2 separate regions of the Homo sapiens genome follow, and region 1 is linked to region 2. A link is a loop called in an ENCODE intact Hi-C map of the cell type or tissue named here. Cell type or tissue: Caco-2. All regions are shown on one strand. Each heading gives the region's core, and the rest is flanking DNA. Links, peaks and the distances in the headings are about the cores only. Region 1 has its middle 620 kb from the start of HACE1. Region 2 has its middle 530 kb from the start of HACE1.

What was found. A loop is a pair of places that touch in the nucleus more often than their neighbours do. Peaks named below come from ENCODE experiments on the same cell type or tissue, not always from the same donor. Only the 100,000 strongest peaks of a DNase experiment are listed, where the experiment ranks them.
Region 1: a loop joins it to region 2, with 12 times the contacts of the local background. A loop is called at or near these places in 2 of 110 quality-filtered maps.

What each region holds. Positions count from the first base shown.
Region 1 is chr6:104,233,879-104,243,623 of GRCh38, forward strand. No RefSeq gene overlaps it. Among named protein-coding and RNA genes, the nearest start is that of HACE1, 620 kb to the right of the region's middle. In Caco-2, for the core only: no CTCF peak of the experiment used is centred there; DNase peaks (open chromatin) are centred at 6,273 and 7,193.
Region 2 is chr6:104,320,689-104,330,433 of GRCh38, forward strand. No RefSeq gene overlaps it. Among named protein-coding and RNA genes, the nearest start is that of HACE1, 530 kb to the right of the region's middle. In Caco-2, for the core only: a CTCF peak has its summit at 5,094 (motif pointing left); no DNase peak of the experiment used is centred there.

The sequences.
Region 1 (9,745 bases), core at 3,177-8,176, 86 kb before region 2:
AGAAACATGACTACAAAGTTTTTTTAGTATTATTTTAGTGAATGTATCTTAAAATTGCATTCACTCTAACATAAACTACTTTAGCTAGAAACAAAATGTACAGCAATAGTGCAGCACTAAAGAAACTTTTACTTTGTATTATCAGGTTTAGAACAATAAATAAAGATCATATTTGTAGAGCCTCAGAAAAGCATGTGATCCATCTCTCCAGAGGTGATGTCTTGCTTTTCATCAGAGCCTTAGGCCCTTAGTAATTAAAGTTTGAAAGACTTTAAGATCCAATTTGTATAACAACACTAAGTTGAATGCAGGCTTCCGTCAAATAAATATTTTATATTTTTTATATTTTCAAAATAATTCCTTAACTATTATAGAAAATATGTCAATACAAAAAGGCATAAGGTGAAAAAAAATCACTCTAATTTCACCACTAATATTTTGACACAGAAAAAAGTCACCTCTGATCCCTCTACTAATATTTTAATGTAGTGTCTTTCAGTCTTGCTCTATTGCATTTTTTTGCTTTGCTTTGCTTTTAGTTTGATGTTATACAAAAATAATTTCCCCAAGTTTTTTGAAACTGTCCCACAAAGTCCTTGTTAATGGCTATAAAGTACTGCTTAAATGGTTGTACAGGATGAAAATAAATCAAATAGTAAAAAGTTTGCTAACTTGTTAAATTTTAATAGTAATAAAATATAGGCCAGACACGGTGGTTCACGCCTATAATCCCAGCACTTTGGGAGGCCAAGGCGGGCAGATCACGAGGTCAGGAGATTGAGACTATCCTGGCCAACATGGTGAAGCCCCGTCTCTACTAAAAATACAAAAATCAGCTGGGCGTGTTGGCATGCGCCTATAGTCCCAGCTACCTGGGAGGCTGAGGCAGAAGAATCGCTTGAACCTGGGACACAGAGGTTGCAGTGAGCCGAGATTGCGCCACTGCGCTCCAGCCTGGCAACAGAGCAAGACTCTGTCTCAAAAATAAATAAATAAATAAATAAATAAATAAATAAATAAAGCATTTATTAAAATCACTGACCTGGATCTAAAAGTACCAATATGAAAAATTCTGTAGGATTATTAATAAATGAATAAACAGTAGCATATGTAAGATGATCTCATTTATGATAAAAGAATATATTTATGTGTAACTACACCTGTCAGCATATGTAAATACACAAAGTAAGGCTACAACCCAAAATAGTATGAGTATTTATCTCATGAGTAGAAGCTTTTACAATGAAAATATATTAGCATATTTAATAGAGGATATTACATATTTTTCTAACTGAAAATAAAATACACATGGCAAAAACTTCAGACAACATAGAAAGTTATAAAAAAATAAAAATAACATTCTCACCACTCACAAAGAATCACTATTAATATTTTAACATGGACTTCCAAAGTATAAGCCTTTGCATACACATCGCATGTACGTTTCTTATAAGAATTGTATCTGCTTACAACCCTATAATTTATCAATTCTATGTTAGTGTATTTCCATTTGAATCTTTTCACAGGTAACCTATTTAGATTTTTCATCTTAATATACCAAGAATTTTACATATTTGCACAACCACTTTCTGCTATGAAAGTGACCTGTCTACCAGAATCTCTCTTAAAGGAGTCTACTAATACTTGCCCCACGTTAAGAAGTTTCATTTTTCCCTTTTTTCTCTGGGTTTCAGTTAAAGTTGATTTCATTTGTCTGTAAAATATGTTTAGTTCTCTTTCCTCTCCCTACACATGTATTCCAAACAACAGTGTTATTCATAGTGGCTTGAATAGATGTTAATTTCCAACATTTTTTATACATTAAGTTTTATTCAATTTGAGTTTCTTTTTCCAGTTACTATAATATCTAAATTATAGGACAACATTTTACTTTAGAACTTAATTTCATCTTAATTATGTGTAATTGGTAGTCTGGTAATACTATCTTATTCATGGTTAATATAAACATATAAAGAAAAATACAGTTTATCTGATTAAGCAATGAGAAATACAGATGAAAATTTAGAAGAATAAGGATAAATATGTCCATTACCATACATTCTGAGCTCTGCACATTTAAGCAGATACAACACTGATTAAAGTCCAGGGTGTTTTCTGACTCTCTACTACTCTATGATCAATATGCTTGTCTTTCAATGTTTTTAAAGAACACATCTTGGGATATGCTTGTCTAGTTATGTTAGAGATGGTCAGCACTTGATACCTTCATCTGTATGCAGGCATTAATGCTCCATTTATCAGAAATGACAGAAAATAAAGTTTGTCAACTAAATTCTTAAGCATGTTTCCGGATCACTGCTCTTAAGTCACTTAGGCACAAATATGTTTTTAAGGTTTTCTACAAATATTTAATTGAAAATTTTCCATTGAACACTATCATATATTGAAAAAAGGACTTGATCTCATTGGGAACAATTATTGAACTGTGGCAAAGTATAACACCTTCAGAAGTCCTCGAGGTATATATAGATATTTGCTGCTATACTGTATTAGCCCAAATTAATATGGTAATGTCTCTTATGTAAATTATGTATCATGAGTCTACATAGAAGAACTTGTCTGATTTTCCAAAATTTGTTGTGTCTAGTTCCTCTGTTGATATCTACTGCTTTTCCCTACCGACATTGTGTTTTGCTGATAAATCTATTTCCTTAGTTTATACAAAATAACTTGGGTCATGGCATGAAGGTATTCTAAAATACTTGAACTTAGTATTATACATTTGCTGCTCAGGTATTTATTTCATTTATCCCTTGGTTTATTCCATACTCTAAATTTTAATGTTACTGATGAAAAAAAGTAGGATTTTAAAGTATTTTTATTAAAAAATGTATATTACAAGATCTTCAGTATACACTATTATTAATCATTTTATAAAGGCATTGTGCAAGCAAATCTATGTTATAGACACAGTTATAAGGACTTTTACTGCACACTATGAATGAATGCAGGAAAGAAGGGGGAGAAGGGCTAGATCCCATGCTATTACCAACACAATTAACATATTCCAGCAAGTTTCCTCCTCTTCTCTCCACTGCATCAAACATTTTTTCTTTCTACTTGATCATTCCCTTGCACATACACTGTTATTTCTCCTATCTTAAAAATATTTCTCTTAACCCAACTACCACCAGTAGCACTCCCCCATTTCTTAGTCTCTCCATGGAGCAAAACACCTCAAAAATTGTCGGCACTCAATGTCTCCAGTTCCATTTGCTTCCTTTTTCCATGCTTCAACCTGGCTTTTGCCATCTACCTCTCCACTAAAACTGCTCTTTGTAAAGTTATTCAATGATCTCCATGTTGCTAACTCTAATAGTCAGTTCTCAGTTCTCATGTTATTCCACACAACAACAAATTTGATAAATGTGATCTCTTCCTTCTTTACACACTTTCTTAACTTGGGTTAAAAAACGTCTCCCACATTGATCCTCACCAGTTTCCTTCACTTGTTTTATTTCATCCCCACAAACCTCATAATTTTGGAATACTGCAGGACCTAGATTTTGATCTTTTCTTCTCATTTTATACTCACTCCATTAGAGAGGTCACTTACTCCCCTGGTCTTAAACACTATTTCTATGAGGATAACTCTCACCTTTGTATCTCTGGTCCAGACACTTCTCCATATTCCACTGTCATATATCCAGCTGTCTACTCAACATATCCTCTTAAAAGTCTAACTGACTTCTCAAACCAAATATATCCAAAACTGAATTTTTACATGTCTACCTATCACCTGCTTCCCCCCCCCACCATCCCTATCACAGTTTATGGCAATGCCAACCATTAAGATGCCCAGGCCAGAAGCCTTACAGTCATCTTCCCACAGCCCACAGCCAATCTGTCAGGAAAGTTGTTGTCTTTGGTGGTATTGTTGTATCTTGAAAATATAGCCAGAAAATAAGCAAGCAATCAGAAAAAAAACTGCCAAAAACTAAAACTAATTTTGAAAAGAATGATAAAAACGTTAAAGCCTTAGGAAGACTAGATGATAAAAGAGAAGACCCAAATTACCATCCTTAGGAGTGAACTGGTACACATCTTCAGACATTAAAATAAGATATTATGTGTGACTTTATGTCGAAATTAAATTAATTGAGCAACTAAGTAAAATAATTCCTTGAAAAACATCTTATCAAAGCTAAGAGGAAGAAATTGAAAATCTATCAAAAACCTTTCTTAAAAAGACATTACAAAAATTATAAGCTAACATCTCTCATAAACATAATTTCAAAAATCTAAAAACTTTAGCTATACTTTCTATTTTGTGTGAATGCTCTTGCCAATGCTATTAGTCAAGATAAAGTTGTAAAGGACTGGAAAGGAAGAGGCAACCATATCATTATTCGCATACAACATGATTATGTCTATAAACAAACTAGTAGAAATAGTAAGTAAACTTTGCAAAGACACTTGATAAAAAGTCATTATGAAAAATGCTCTTTTATATAACAAAGATAGATAATGTTTTATAAAAATTCTTTATATGTCTCAAAATCATCATATACCTAGGAATGAATTAATGAAACATTGTAAGCTTTATACAATAAAAGCTAAAGAATTTGAGAGAAATTAAAGATGACCTAAAAAAATGCAAGCATATATCATGCTCATGGACACTGTAAAGATACCAATTTTTCCCAAATCAGTCTTCAGGTTCAACGTAATTTCAATCAAAATGCAAGCAATTTTTCTGTGGAAATTTACATAGAAATGCAAAGAGCAAAGAATAGCCTGGAAGATCTTTAGGAAAGAGAGAGAAGCCAAATGCTTAAACAACCAGAAAAGTGTATTCATTGTAAACTGAAAAAATGAGGTATTTGTGTAGGTATAAAATAATGGACCGGTGGACCAGAATAAAGAACCTAGAAACAGACCTAAACATATCATCTGGTTCATGACAAATGTGACAAAACAGTACTGTTTGGAAAAAATAACATTTTTAATAAATGGTGTTGCATGTAGGAGAAAAGAGAAAGGTTTGCTAGATCCCACGCCATCTTACCAACACAAGAACATACTCCAGCAACTTTCCCCTCTCTCAGTTAGATATCCATCAAAGAAAACGATGAACCTTGACCCTTACTTCAGTCCAGAAGCAAAAATTCAATTCCAGATAGACTGTTAACTAAATACAACAGTTAAAACAATACATATATTAGAAGAAAACATAATATTTTTATGACCTTGAGGTAGGCAAACATTTATTTCTGTTTTGTTTTTTTAGAGTTTTAGAGACAAGGTCTCGCTCTGTCACCCAGGCTGAAGGACAGTGGCTCACTGCAGCCTCAAACTCCCAGTCTCAAGCTATTCTCTCACCTCAGCCTCCTGAGTAGCTAGGATGACAGGCACATACCATCACACCTAGCTGATTTTTTATTTCCTTTTTGATACAGAGTCTTGCTCTGTCTTGCTCTGTCAGGCTGGAGTGCAGCAGCACGATCTCAGCTCACTGCAAGCTCTGCCTCCTGGGTTCACGCCATTCTCCTGCCTCAGCCTCCTGAGCAGCTGGGACTACAGGTGCCCGCCACCACGCCTGGCTAATTTTTTGTATTTTTAGTAGAGATGGGGTTTCACTGTGTTAGCCAGGATGGTCTCGATCTCCTGACCTCATGATCCACCCACCTTGGCCTCCCAAAGTGCTGGGATTACAGGCGTGAGCCACCATGCCCAGCCACACCTAGCTGATTTTTAAAAAAAATTTTGTGGAGATGGGGGTCTCACTATGTTGCTCAAACCTGGCCTCCAGAAATCCTCCATCTTTAGCCTCCCAAAGCACAGGGATTACAGGCATGAGCTGCCATGCCTGGCCCAACAAAGATTTCTTAAACAGGACAAGAAAACTCTAACCATAATTAGACTACTTAAAAATTAAGAACTCTTAAAATCATAGCATTAAAAGAGTGAAAAACCAAGGCACAGAGTGGGAGATGTTTGCAATAAACATATATGACAAAGGATTATTAGCTTTCTTTTGCTACCAAAATAAATCACCAAAAACTTAACAGTTTAACAACAGACATTTATTATCTTACAGCCCTGCAGGTCAGGACAAGATTCATTCATGAGTCTCACTGTGCTAAAATCAAGGTGTTAGCAAGGCTGCATTTCTTTCTGGGGCCTCGAAGTGCGGTGGAATTCATTTTGTTGCTCATCAGGTGGTTGGCAAATTCAGTTGCTTGCAGTTGTAGGATCAAAGTCCCTATTACTATGCTGGCTGTCAACTGAGACCATTCCGAGTTTCTAAATGCTGCCATATTTCTTGACTCATGGACCCTTCCTCTATCTTCAAAGCCAGCAACGGTGAGTCAAGCACTTCTCACATCACGTCTCTCTGGGGCCCTCTTCTGCATTCTTCTTCTACTCTGAAGGATTCATGATTAGATTGAGCCCCTAGATAACCTCCATCTCAAGGCCCTTAACCTTAATCCAATCTTCAAAGTCTGTTCTCAAGGTCCTTAACCTTAATCCAGTCTTCAAAGTCTATTCTCAAGGTCCTTAACCTTAATCCAGTCTTCAAAGTCTATTCTCAAGGTCCTTAACCTTAATCCAGTCTTCAAAGTCTATTTTGTCATGTGAGGTAACATATTTACAGGTACCAGGGATTTGAATCTGAATATTTTTGGAGGCCCTTAACCTGCATACCACAGATTCGTATCTAGAATATAAATATAACTTCTATAAATAAACATAGCAAAGATGCACACCTAAACTGCTCTATTTTTCCTATCATTATCTTCTAACATACTATATATTTTACACATTAATTCTTTGGCTTTATGTTTCTCTCCTCAGCGTAAGCTATCCTTTCCATAAAAGCAGAGATCTTATATTTCAATGACCTTATGCATAATATGAGTTGAGTGAATGAAGTAAATAAATTCATCAAACAGTACAGCCTGAGATGTGTCTCTCTGTTTAATGATTATTAGAGCTCTCAGAGATAAACGATAGGCTTTACCTCAAATACTATGTTCACAGCTAGCTCTTTATCAAAGAAAACAGACCAGAATTCCTAACTGGGTAGGTTCTCTATTATTCAGTTAAAAAAAATACCTGGCCAAAGATAAGTAAGAAAAGAATAACTTAGTCTTTGTTCTTCCAGAAAAAGGTTAACATAGCAGGCCTGACAGCTCTCTTTAGAAGGGCCTGCTTAGGAGGTTGGCCATTGACTAGCATCTGGGAAGCTGAGTTTCAGGTGTGTTCTCACGATTCCCTAACTGCTAAGCATATTTAATGTATCTGGACTATGTGTGCAAACAATGAGGTTTATGTTGAATGCTCGCTTTTCTTCTGGGATTCTAGAAGTTTGGCATGTAGAGGGTGTCTATGTGACCACTGGGAAGTAAAAATTCTGAGGCTTGAATGTCTAATGAGCTTTCCTAATAAACAACATTTCACGTGTATTGTGATAATCTGATGCTAGAAGAATTAAGCATGTCCTGTGTGACTCCATGGGGTGAGGACTCTTGGATGCTTACACTGGTTTTGTCTGGACTTTGCCCCATGTAGTCTTTTTCCTTTGCAGTTCTGTCTCTTTTTGCCATAATAAATCTTAACCATTGAGTATAACCATATGCTAAGTCCTGTGGGCCATCCTAATAAATCACCAGACCTCAGGACGGTCTTGAGGACCCCGACACACTTATCATACATACATGAGGTAGTAGAAAGTTTGTAACATACTCTTCAAATTTTACATAGTAGCTCAGAAAATAAATATTCAGGTTGGAATGGAATACAGATACTGCAATTCATGGACTACTCCTTCATTAGAGAGATGCTGCAGTGACTAGGACAGAACTTGGGCATTTAGAATGGAAAGAATGTAAACTCAGTATGAATGCCTAACTATCTGTAACTTTTTAAAATAATCTTTATGTGGGTTTTGCTGGTAAATCTGTTTTAGTTTATATAAAAGAACTAAATTTTATAGAATAACTTAATCCCAGCCGGGCACAGTGGCTCACACCTATAATCCCCGTACTTTGGGAGTTCAAGGCAGGCATTTTATGAGGTCAGGCAATTGAGACCATCCTGGCTAACAAGGTGAAACCCTGTCTCTACTAAAAATCCAAAAAATTAGCCGGGTGTGGTGGCATACATCTGTAGTCCCAGCTACTCGGGAGGCTGACACAGGAGAATCACTTGGCCCCGGGAGGTGGAGGTTGCAGTGAGCCAAGATTGAGCCACCGCACTCCAGCCTGGATGACAGAGCGAGCCTCCACCTAAAAAAAAAAAAAAAGAAAAGAAAATTTAATGTAATTAAGGTGTTCTAAAATACCTGAGCTGCTTCTGATTATCTGTACTAGTGTCCACAGAGATCAGGAGTATGCTATGCATATTGGAGTTGCTCAGGAAGGATCTGAGACAAAGTGAAGTACGACAGCCAAGTCTATAGGAGAAAATAGCTATACAACAATGGCTGAGAGTGACCATGCAGAAATATGACACTGTTGCTACCAGGATGCTTGAATCTTCAGGAGGAGTCAGAAAATGAGGAAGATAAGAATTGAAAAACTATTAGGAACTATGCTCAGTTCCTAGGCGACAGGATCAATCATACCCCAAATCTCAGCATCCCACAATATACCCAGGTAACAAACTTGCACATGTACCCCCTGAATCTAAAATCAAAGTTGGAATTATATTTTTTTAAAAGACAAGCATATTCTTAAGTCTTCCAATGTTTAAATCTTGGCAACAAACTGAAAGAATTTTTCAAGTGGCCAAAAAAAACTATTCTAGAAATAAATCAGACAAAAGTAAAGAAAAAATTTTTAAAAGAACAAACAAAACCTCTGAGAAATACAGGATTATATAAAGAGATCAAATCTACAATTCACTGACATCCCTGAAAGAGACAGGGAAAAAGCAAGAAACTTAAACAACATATTTCAGGATATCATCCATGAAAGCTTCTCCAGCCTCACTAGTGAGGCCAACATTCAAATTCAGGAAATGCTGAGAACCCCTGTGAGACACTACACAAGAAAATCATCCCCAAAATATACAATCATCAGATTTTCCAAGGTCAACATGAAAGAAAAAATGTTACAGGAAGCTAGAGAGAAGAGTTAGGACATCTACAAAGGGAACCCCATCAGGCTAACAGGAGACCTTTCAGCAGAAACCCTATAACCCAAAAGAGATTGGGGACTATATTCAGTATTCTTAAAGGAAAGAATATCCAGCCAAGAATTTTATATTCAGCCAAACTAAGCTTCACAAGTGAAGGAGAAATAAGACCCTTTTCAGACAAACAAATGCTTAGGGAATTTGTCACCATCAGACCTGCCTCACAGGAGGTCCTGAAGGGAGTGCTAAATATGGAAAGGAAAGACAATTATTGGTCACTGCAAAAACACACTTAAGGACATAGACCATTGACATTATAAAGCAACCCCACAAACAAGCCTGCAAAATAACCGGCTTACAACAGGATAACAGGATCAAATTAACACATATGAATACTAACCTTGAATGTAAATGGGCTAAATGCCCCAATTAAAACACACGGAGTGCCAGACTGGAGAAAGAAGCAAGATCCAATGGCATGTTGTCTTCAAGAGATTCATCTCATATGTAATAACACCCATAGGCTCAATGTACAAGGTGGGAGAAAAATCTACCAAGCAAAGAACAATTGCTATTCTAATTTCAGACAAAATATACTTTAAACCAACAAAGATCAAAAAAGACAAACAAGGGCCTTAGAAAA
Region 2 (9,745 bases), core at 2,117-7,116:
TGGTGAAACCCTGTCTCTACTAAAAATACAAAAACTAGCTGGGTATGGTGGCACGTGCCTGTAATACCAGCTACTCGGGAGGCTGATGCAGGAAAATCACTTGAACCTGGGAGGCGGAGGTTGCTGTGAGCTAAGATTGTCAGTGTACTCCAACCCAGGCGACAGAGCAAGACTCCGTCAAAGGAAGGAAAGGAGAAAGGAAAGGAAAATAGGACTGTAGAGTTTTGGCAAGGTCAAAGTAGGCATGTGCCCGTGGTGGCCCAGGTTTCCGTTAGACTTTGTTGCCTCCAAGATAACCACAAGATTCACTTTAATGTGAAAGACAGTGGATAGGAAGCAAGAACCCTGCATGTTTCACTTTTGCTGAGGATGACAGCAGAGCTATTTGCTTTTCAGGGTCACAGCCTTTTGAACCTAATCTCTGTGTATAGATCCGGCCCAGACAGCAGCAGGGACTTGGCTAGAGAAGCTCCTAGGTGTGGTTGGACGGTCACTCCTTGGAGGGATGGTTTGCAGGCCTCTTTGCCTATCCTATGAGGCCCTTAATTTTTATTGAGAAAGTTCTTTGTCTCATTCAGCAAGAATGGGCTCTATTGAAACAGAATCACCTGTGTGATACATCTCTTAACTTTTTGCTTTTGAAATCTGTCCATGAGTGACCAATGACCAATTGCTCTTATCCTACCTACTGCCTAGTTTGGTCTATGTAAACTGCTTGTCTGCTTCTAATGTGATAACACTCAAACTGTTAGATCATGCTCTGAACTTGGGCATGGGCAGGGAGGAGCAGGTTGGCTCTCATGTTTCTGAGCAGGTGTTGTTTCTTGGCACTTTTACTAGCCTATTTCCACTTTCACAGATGGACTTAGAAAGTCTATGTGAGAATTAAAACATTCCCATTGAGCAGTTCAGGAAAACTGTAGTAATATGGTGAAAATGATATGACTTACTTCATAAAAATATCTTCTTGACATCGTATGTGACACAACAGGAGGTGAAGTAAATGCAATTCTAACAGTGTGCTTTCCTGGGTATTGTGAAGGGTCTGTGAATCCAATAATACTTCTTTCATTTCTCACAAATATTTTCCTCTTTTCTTATGTTTGGATTTTGTCATAACAAGAGCCATGGAAAAAAATATAGACAATATATTTGTACATTTTCCATTTTTAATAGTAAATTTTATTAAATTCTTAAACCAGTAAACTTATCTTAAGACTGAGCACTCAAGCAATAACCCAAGATCATAAAAGAAATTGATGTGGAAAAGATTTACTTTATATGAATTGAAACAACAGACAATTTTCAGACGCATGAATATCTGATGCTGCTTATCTATGGTAATATCTGAGTCTCATTACCCTTAAAATGAGGGTTTTGTATATAGCCCCACCATAATATGCTGTACTTCCCTTCAAATCAATAAAAAGATGCTGCTATATGGATTCTTTTGGATTGCATGTTATTCCTGTACCCTCACAAGTGATTTGCACTGCCAGTTAAAATGAAGCACACATTTGACCAAGATTGACAATGCACTGGAATTGCATATTGCATTAGCTTTAATTAAGTTATCAGAATCTATTACAGGGCTACGTATATGTCATTTCTTGAGACCAGCTTTGCAGAGAAAATCTCATTTACTAGTAAAATTGTTCTTTTGCTTAAAAGAATGAGCAATCTCCTTTCAAAAGAGACACAGTGGACAAAGCCATATAATGAGCTCAGCTACTTGTCTACCTAGTAAGAAATTTCTCACTCATCCTCTCCCTGCCTCCTAGAGGAGCGTGCTTTGAGGCTTACTTCCTATCACAGGGCAGTCACATAGCTAGGATGGCAGCAGCCCGCCACAGGGGACTGCACACAGTAGGCACAAAGACATATGGTTTCTGCTACCAAATTATAGGAAACACTAGGAGTCACACAGCAGCAAAGATACAATTTTAGAGATGTCATTCCAACCAGAGCCATATTAAGCTGTTGGATTCCAGGATGCTTGCAGTGAAATTGGTTGTCCTCTAAATGGTTTTGTCTAAAAATGAATTGCTTTGTTCTGGGTTCAGAAAGGCATGAGAGGGAGAGCCTGAGTTCCATACCCAACCGTTGCCACAGACTCCAGCTGCAAGTACAGGGGCTGGTAAAACAATAAAGTCGTCTTCTTTTATCACAACGCCAGATAGATTTTCTTTCTCTGGCTTCCAGACAAAATTCACTTATTATAATTATCTTCTGAGCTGGCAGTGACCACCATCTAAAACTTTATAAATGATCCAGTGAAACCCCGTTGAGCTGTCACTTATATCAAGCTGGGCAGGCAACTCTCTCCCTCACCACTGCAGCTCCAATGCACTCACGGAGGGAAGTACACATGTGATACATAACCACAGTGGGAAGGGAACTGCGGTAGAAACCAGCATATTGCAAAGCACACATGAAATTCCCCTTTGGCATATTTTATGAAACCTAAGTTGACATTTTCAAGCCCAGAGGAGGAGAGTTTTGCACCAAATACTGTGTAAAGAACAACTGGGAAGTTACCCACATAAGTGCTATTTGCAATCTATAATTTAATTATTCTGATGTATTATTAGCCATCTGCAATTCATGTCAACTTAAATACTTGTATTGAAAACCCTCTGACATCTACAATGCCATCTGAAATAATTTTTTCAGTGTTTCCAATAACATTTGTTCATTCATTCTGCCTAAATTTATCCATGTTTCCCTTTAACTCTTCTTTATTCTCTCTTTTAAAACCCTTATTAATGAAGAGGGATTTGATAGTACGCCTAGCCAAAGTAAAAAGTGTATATTTTTCCAACATGGTAGTTTTATGACATTAATTTTATATGTAGAATAATATGGGACATCTTGAGTTTATTTATACACATAATTTTTATATTCAGGCCATTGAAAATGAGCAAATTTTATATACTTCTTTCAAACCATGTATCAACTGTACATAAACTGCCTTATAAAATTAAGTTACTGAAATCAAGGCTTTACATAAAAACAAGGAGATCATGTCCTTTGCAGGAACATGGATGGAGCTGGAGGCCATTATCCTTAGCAAACTAACATAGGAACAGAAAAACAAATACTGAATGTTCTCATTGATAAGTGGGAGCTAAATGGTGAGAACACATGGACACAAAAAGGAGAACAACAAACACCAGGGTATACTTGAGGGTAAAGAACGGGAGGAGGGAGAGGATCAGAAAAAATAACTATTGAATACTAAGCTTAGTGCCCAGGTGATGAAATAATTTGTACACCAAACCCCTGTGACACAGTTTATCTATATAACAAACCTGCTCATATACCCCTAAACCTCAGAGTTTAGAAAAAAGAAATCAAGGCTTTAAATACTTCTGTCCTAATTTAGCTCTTACCTACATAGTTTTAAATTAAACAGGAAAAAGGTATAATATACATTTACTTTTCACAAATTGATATCAAATACATCTTTCGAATCTCATATGGTGCTTTCTAGACCATAGATCAGGAAACCTAATCTCAGTTGGGTTAAGTGACTTATTCAAGGTCTCACACAGCTAGTAGCTGGAGGATCCTGGATCTATCCTAGTGTATCTTAGCTATCGTCCGTAACTTATGCTTTTTCTCACCCTCCCCCCTGCCACCCCAAAGTGTGCTGCATCAACACTGGTTTGCCAACTATTCTTCAGATACATTAAGACAGACAAATCAAACACCCTGCCTATACATACATACACTGTCTTCTGGATTTTCTAACTGATGAGCCAGTAGCTGAAACTGACATACAGATCTTACAGTGTAGATATCTGTATTACGCAATGAAGGACAGAGGTAGAGAGAAGTGGGGAAAACAAAAAAAGCATCAGAGAGACCTGTATTCCTGACATCACAAACCTCAAGTCCTCAGGTGGAGGTTATAAAGGCAGGACCCAAATGCCTGTCAGCTGCAACACATACAGCAACCCAACTGTGCAGGCTGGAAAACAGCAGTGTCACAGTAGACACTGCAGTGAGAGGCAGCCCAGTAGAGCACACTGCACCAGACCAGCGGCTCTCAGCAGGTCTCTGAGTAGCATGGAATATCATCCTACGCCAATGAAAGATCATGGACATTGGCTTTGTGGTTGTAGTGAGGGGATGCCATACTAGGAGGCAGATAACAGTTTATGCGACAAGGAAAGCAGTGAGAACCGCATGATTTTCAGTGGATGCCAGCACGGAGGACTGGCCATGCTCCTGGCCCAAATATATGAATGTCCATGTCAGAGACACCACATGCACAAATACCAGAACCAGATATCCTCCCTGCCATCCAGAGGCTGTTTCTACATCCAGAACTAATTCCAGGGAGAAAGAAGGGAGACGAAATTCTGAATTAATATGCGGATAATGAACATGTTTCTTTTTGGCCATCAGGCAAAATAGAGGTACAAAATAGAGAATACAGTTGTTATAAATGAATAAAGTTTCAGCAGGTACCTTTGAGTACATGACCTGAAGCTTTATAACGTCTACACAAGATGAGTAGTAGTAGTTAATTTCTTTTTAGAAAAAAAAGAAGAGGGCATTTGTCCTCTGAATTTTAAATTAAAGATATTCCATTTCAAATATAAAGAATAAAAATTCTTGCTTCTTAAAGCAGCAATAATCCTTTAAGATCATTTTGCAAAATGCACTATTTCCATATCCCTTAACCAAAATCATAATTTCTTGTTTGAGGAGACATCTAGGTTTCTAACCAACTTTCTTCTATTTACCAGGTTTTAGGACATACCTCATTTCAGACTTGTAAGGCATGTGAAACTTTGTTTCGCAATGTTTCCAAAAAGAAGATCAATATCCTGATGTTGGGATGTGAGAACAGAGAGAGAGATTTGCCACTCCAATATTGCAACATGCCTCCCCCAGCCTTACAAAATAATATGTTTTAAAACTCCATAAGTGGAGATGGTGGGTTGGAAAAATATAACTCATCCATAGATAATATAATACAAAATATGACAGCGAAGCATAAGTCACGGTTCTTTACTTTTTCCTGCCAAAGTAAACTTTATAGATATTTTTATCAAAACAAAAATTGGAGTCAACCCGTGATTGCCATCTTGTGGAGAAGTCCAGCACTACCGTGTCAAAATATGTCCCTGAGGTATTGAAAAACGCCTCTGGAGATTCTTCAGGCACTCCTTCCATTATTTAATAATCTTTGCCGCAAATAAGCTCTGCCTTATAGCTGACCTAAATCCCTCGGGTTATCTCCTGTAGATAAGGGGAGAGCTGCCACCATTTATTGAGCTGTAATGCTTTGCATACTCAGTCAAGTTATCAAACCATGCCGGTGACTTTACTTCTCCAGGTTAAAAAGTTTCATATTATCTGACATTTCCACCTTACTACTGTGTTCCAGCTCTTGAGTTTCCAAACTGTTTAAAACTTGCTCTGCCTGTGTTTTATTTTTTTGGTCACAACTCTGTCTACTCCACTTTGTGAGGCATTTGACTCATTTCTGTGTTATTTGGGGAACACCCCTGAGACCTTCTGCGGGGGCAGTACTGGGTCTGAGGGTTTGGCAGCTTCGATCATCCCTGAAGGCATGCAGAGAGTCCTGTGGGGAGCCCTTACACCTTACACTCCAGCACCTCTGGGCAGTTGCCAAGGGAACCAAATCACGACATGGACATTCCAGAATTACACACATGCAATTAAATCTACCGAATAAGTTCACCAAACAAATATATAATGAAATAATTTTTAAAATTCCAAAACATTGGGCAACTTCCCTTTTTTTTGATCACTCCATTCTGTAATCTTGACTTTGCATTTTAGGAAAGAGTTGTGAAAGATGCTCTTTCTCCCTAACCCACATCCTCTACCACTGGTCATTCAGCAAATCCTATCAGCTCTACTTTCAAAATGAGTCAACTATGACCATTTCTCACCACTCTGACTACCCAGATCGAAGTTCAAGCCAACACCATCTCCTGTTTGGATTTTTGCAGTAGCCTTCTAGCTGATGTCCCTGGTTCTACTCATGCCTCCTGCAGTCTATTCTCAATACACAAGCTGGAGTGACCCTGCTGAGGCACAAGGCAAATCCTATTACTCCCTCCCTTGCTTAAAACCCTCCCACAGCTCCTGTCACTCAGAATAAATGCAACAGCCTTTGCTACGACTGATAAGGCCTTCAGAAAATTGACTCCCATTCTCTCTCTACCTCATCTCCTACACTCTTTCCCAAAGTCACTCTGCCCTCACCATACTGGCCTCCCTGCTGCTCCTCTCACACATCAAACAAACCTGCTCCGGCCTCAGGGCCTTTGCTCTTACTGCTCTCTCTGCATGGAAAAGCCTTTCCCACAATATCCTCATGACTTGCTCCTGCATGGTCTTCAGGTCCTTTCTCAAAAGTAATCTTCTCAGTAAGGCCTTCCTGGAAATCCTACCTAAAATACCATTTCTTCTCTCGTTTAATACCTTGTTTGCTGTATTTTTACTCCTTAGCATTTACATTCTACTAGCAAATATTTTGCTTCTTTTTCCTGTTTATTGTTCTTACAGTTTTTTATTGCTACCATAACAAATTACCACAAACTTAGCTGCTGAAAACAACACAAATCTATCAACTCACAGTTCTGTAGGTCAGAAGTCCAGCGGTCTTTGTTGCTTCTTTTGCTCCAATTCTCAGAAGGCTGAAAGCAAAGTGTCAGGCTGCAGGGCTTTTATCAAGAGTCTCTAGGAAGAATCCACATCCAAACTCATTTCAGTTGTTGGCCAAATTCAGTTCCATGTGATTATAAGACTCAGGCCTCCATCTCCTTTTTGCTTGTCAGTCAAAGTCTTTCTCAACTTCTAAAGGCTGCCTATATTCCTTGGCTCATGGCCGCCTTCAAAGCCATCAAGGGAAAGTCTAGCCTTTCTCAGGCTTTGAATCTCTTTGACTTCCCCTTTTGCCTCATCTCTCCTGCTTTCCTCTTCTGCTGCATCTCTTTGACTCCAGCTGAAGAAATTTCTCTGATTCTCAGGGCTCAAGTGGTTAGATTGGGCCCACCTGGGTAATTCAGGCCCCTCCCTCTATTTTGAAGTTCTTAAGCTTAACTACATCTGCAAAGTCCCTTCACAGCAGTACATAGATTCGTGTCTGATTGAATAGCCAGGAGATAGGAATCTTGGGTACCATTTTTAGAATTCTGCATTGTCAAACTAACTCCCATGTTGTAAGACTACCACAGTAGAATATAAATCCCATGAGGGTGGAAATATTTCAGTTTTGTGCAGTGCTATATCTCCAGCACCTAAAAATAGTGCCTGGGACAAAGTAGACAGAAAACAAATAAATGTTGGATGAATGCATCTAATCCAAGCTTTCTTAATATGAAGATGTGAACTCCGCAAAGTGATGTATAAAATATAAGTAGTGTGCAGACATGAGCACATTGTTTCCAATTCTTAAAATGACAATATCCCCCAGTTTTCCCAAGATAAATCTTGTTTGTGTCTGTTCTCTCAGTGTAATTATTCACCGGACCCCACTTAACCTCTCAAAGTGTCCAGGTTTGTAAGACAAATTACATAATTTTCCTAGATTCTCAAAGGTGTCCATTGTCCAACAAAAGTTTAAATTCTTCTGACCTCATCAAGCTTTTATGCAGGAATGTATTTGAACTTATACAAACAGATTTCTTTATTTTTTCATAAAATATACATCTTCTCCCTTGTAAACATATTTGAAGGACTTTTACAACTAAGACAAAACTCCAAGAAGTACATCCTGACCCTCAAAAGCAACCAATTTACCATCTAACCAAAATTTCACACCACCTCAAATCATAAGAAAAGGCAGTGGATATGAAACAAATATGCAGCACTGAGAATTTGGCCACACTATCTGAGATGTGATACTGTGTCCCATCTGTTCAATGAGATAACAGAGCATCTAGTATATCCTAAAATGTCTTAGAAAAACATGCACTAGGGAATTCTCAGTTTAGAAGATATTTGTAATAATAAGGCCTCAATCGTTTTTTCAAGCCTTGAATATTTAATATGGATGACAAGAAAAATACAGAATATTTTATAACTATGGTTTAAAGTACACACGGAAAATTCCTCAGTTGTCCACAAACCATTCCTTTATTTGTAATACAGTTAAATATTATGGAAGATTAACTTGATTGGGATATCCAATGGGCATTTCTTTTTGTTTTTCTTGTCTTTACTTTCTGGTTTTATAAAAATTTTGTGTTGTATCCATTGTCTCTAAGAGCAAAGAGTTTGATTATGGCCTTACTGCCTGATCCCCCACCCCATCTACAAATATAAGGGCAAAGGATGACCTCTGTTGAGAAAATTGACTACCTGTCTAAATGATTAAGGAGTTAAGGGACTCTGTATGGCTTTATAAATCTGCCTCTTCATCCCACCCTGGAAAAAATAAAAGCTTTATTCAGGGACTTTTTTTCATTTCTATTAAATAGAAATAGTTTCTAATTAGCTACTCAAAACAAGGAATCTGTGTATTATGTTGTATCTGTAAAATATGTATCTGATGATATTATAAATTCACTTTCAAGTTACATTAACAGAGAAAGGAATCTTAGGAAGAATTCAGAATGAAAGAGACATGCACCTTGCCTCCAGCACGGGATTTCTACAAGATTCTCTTTGCTTCTTGGCCCCACTGCCTATCTGAAATGGTCATTTTTACTAATCTGTGCCTGTAGAGATCCTTTTTCCCTTCATGGTCAGAATCGATTCACTCTCTACACTAGGGACCCCTGATGAACAAGTGTCCGTTTTGGGGGTTCTAAAGACAAAGCCTTAAGTGCCTCTAGCTGTAACTGATCAATCCCTAGGATTGAGAAAACAAACCATTTTGGAGAAGAAAAAGGAAAATCAAAAACAAAAACAAAATTATCTTCAAAGTGTGAATTTCAAGATGTAGGATCCTATATGGGTTAAATCCATACACGGACAAGATAGCTTTCCTGTATTCAGCAACAGGTCTAGAGGTCTGAAGGTAGCCTGAAGCAGCTTTAAAACACAAAAGAACTGACAAAAAATCATTCAGAAGGTTTTCATCTGTACCTCAATATATCTTCTTCAAATGTGACTACTGAAGGAATAATAACATCTCAAGCAGAAGCAAAATGCTGTCCACTTTGTAAACTGTGGGTGGTGTCTCTGCTACAAGATGAATTGCTAACCATTAAGCTCATTAGGAATGCATAACCCAAACCTGGCCCAACCCAATCTTCCTCTTCTTTCCTTTACTCTTGCCTTCACCTACCTTTGTTTTTTTTTTTGTTTTGTTTTGTTTTGTTTTTGTTATGCTGATAATATGCATATAACATAAAATTTACCATCTTAACTATTTTTCTATTATACTTTAAGTTCTGGGGTACATGTGCAGAACATGCAGTTTTGTTACATAGGTATACATGTGCCATGGTGGTTTGCAGTGTAAAGTCACATGGCATTAAGTACATCCACATTGTTGTGCTATCATTACCACCATCTATCCACAGCATTCTTGTCACCTTGCAAAACTAAAACTCTGTTCCCATTAAACAATTGCTCTCCATTCCCTCCCACCCACATTTACCTTTTTAATTAATTTATTTATTTAAAACTTCTAAGTATTCCTCAATTGGGAATAAAGTTGATGAATAAGAATATACCTCTAGTATCTATATCTTTTCCTACTGAAAAAAAATGGCCTTTTAAAATAAACTTAATCTACCATAATCTAAAA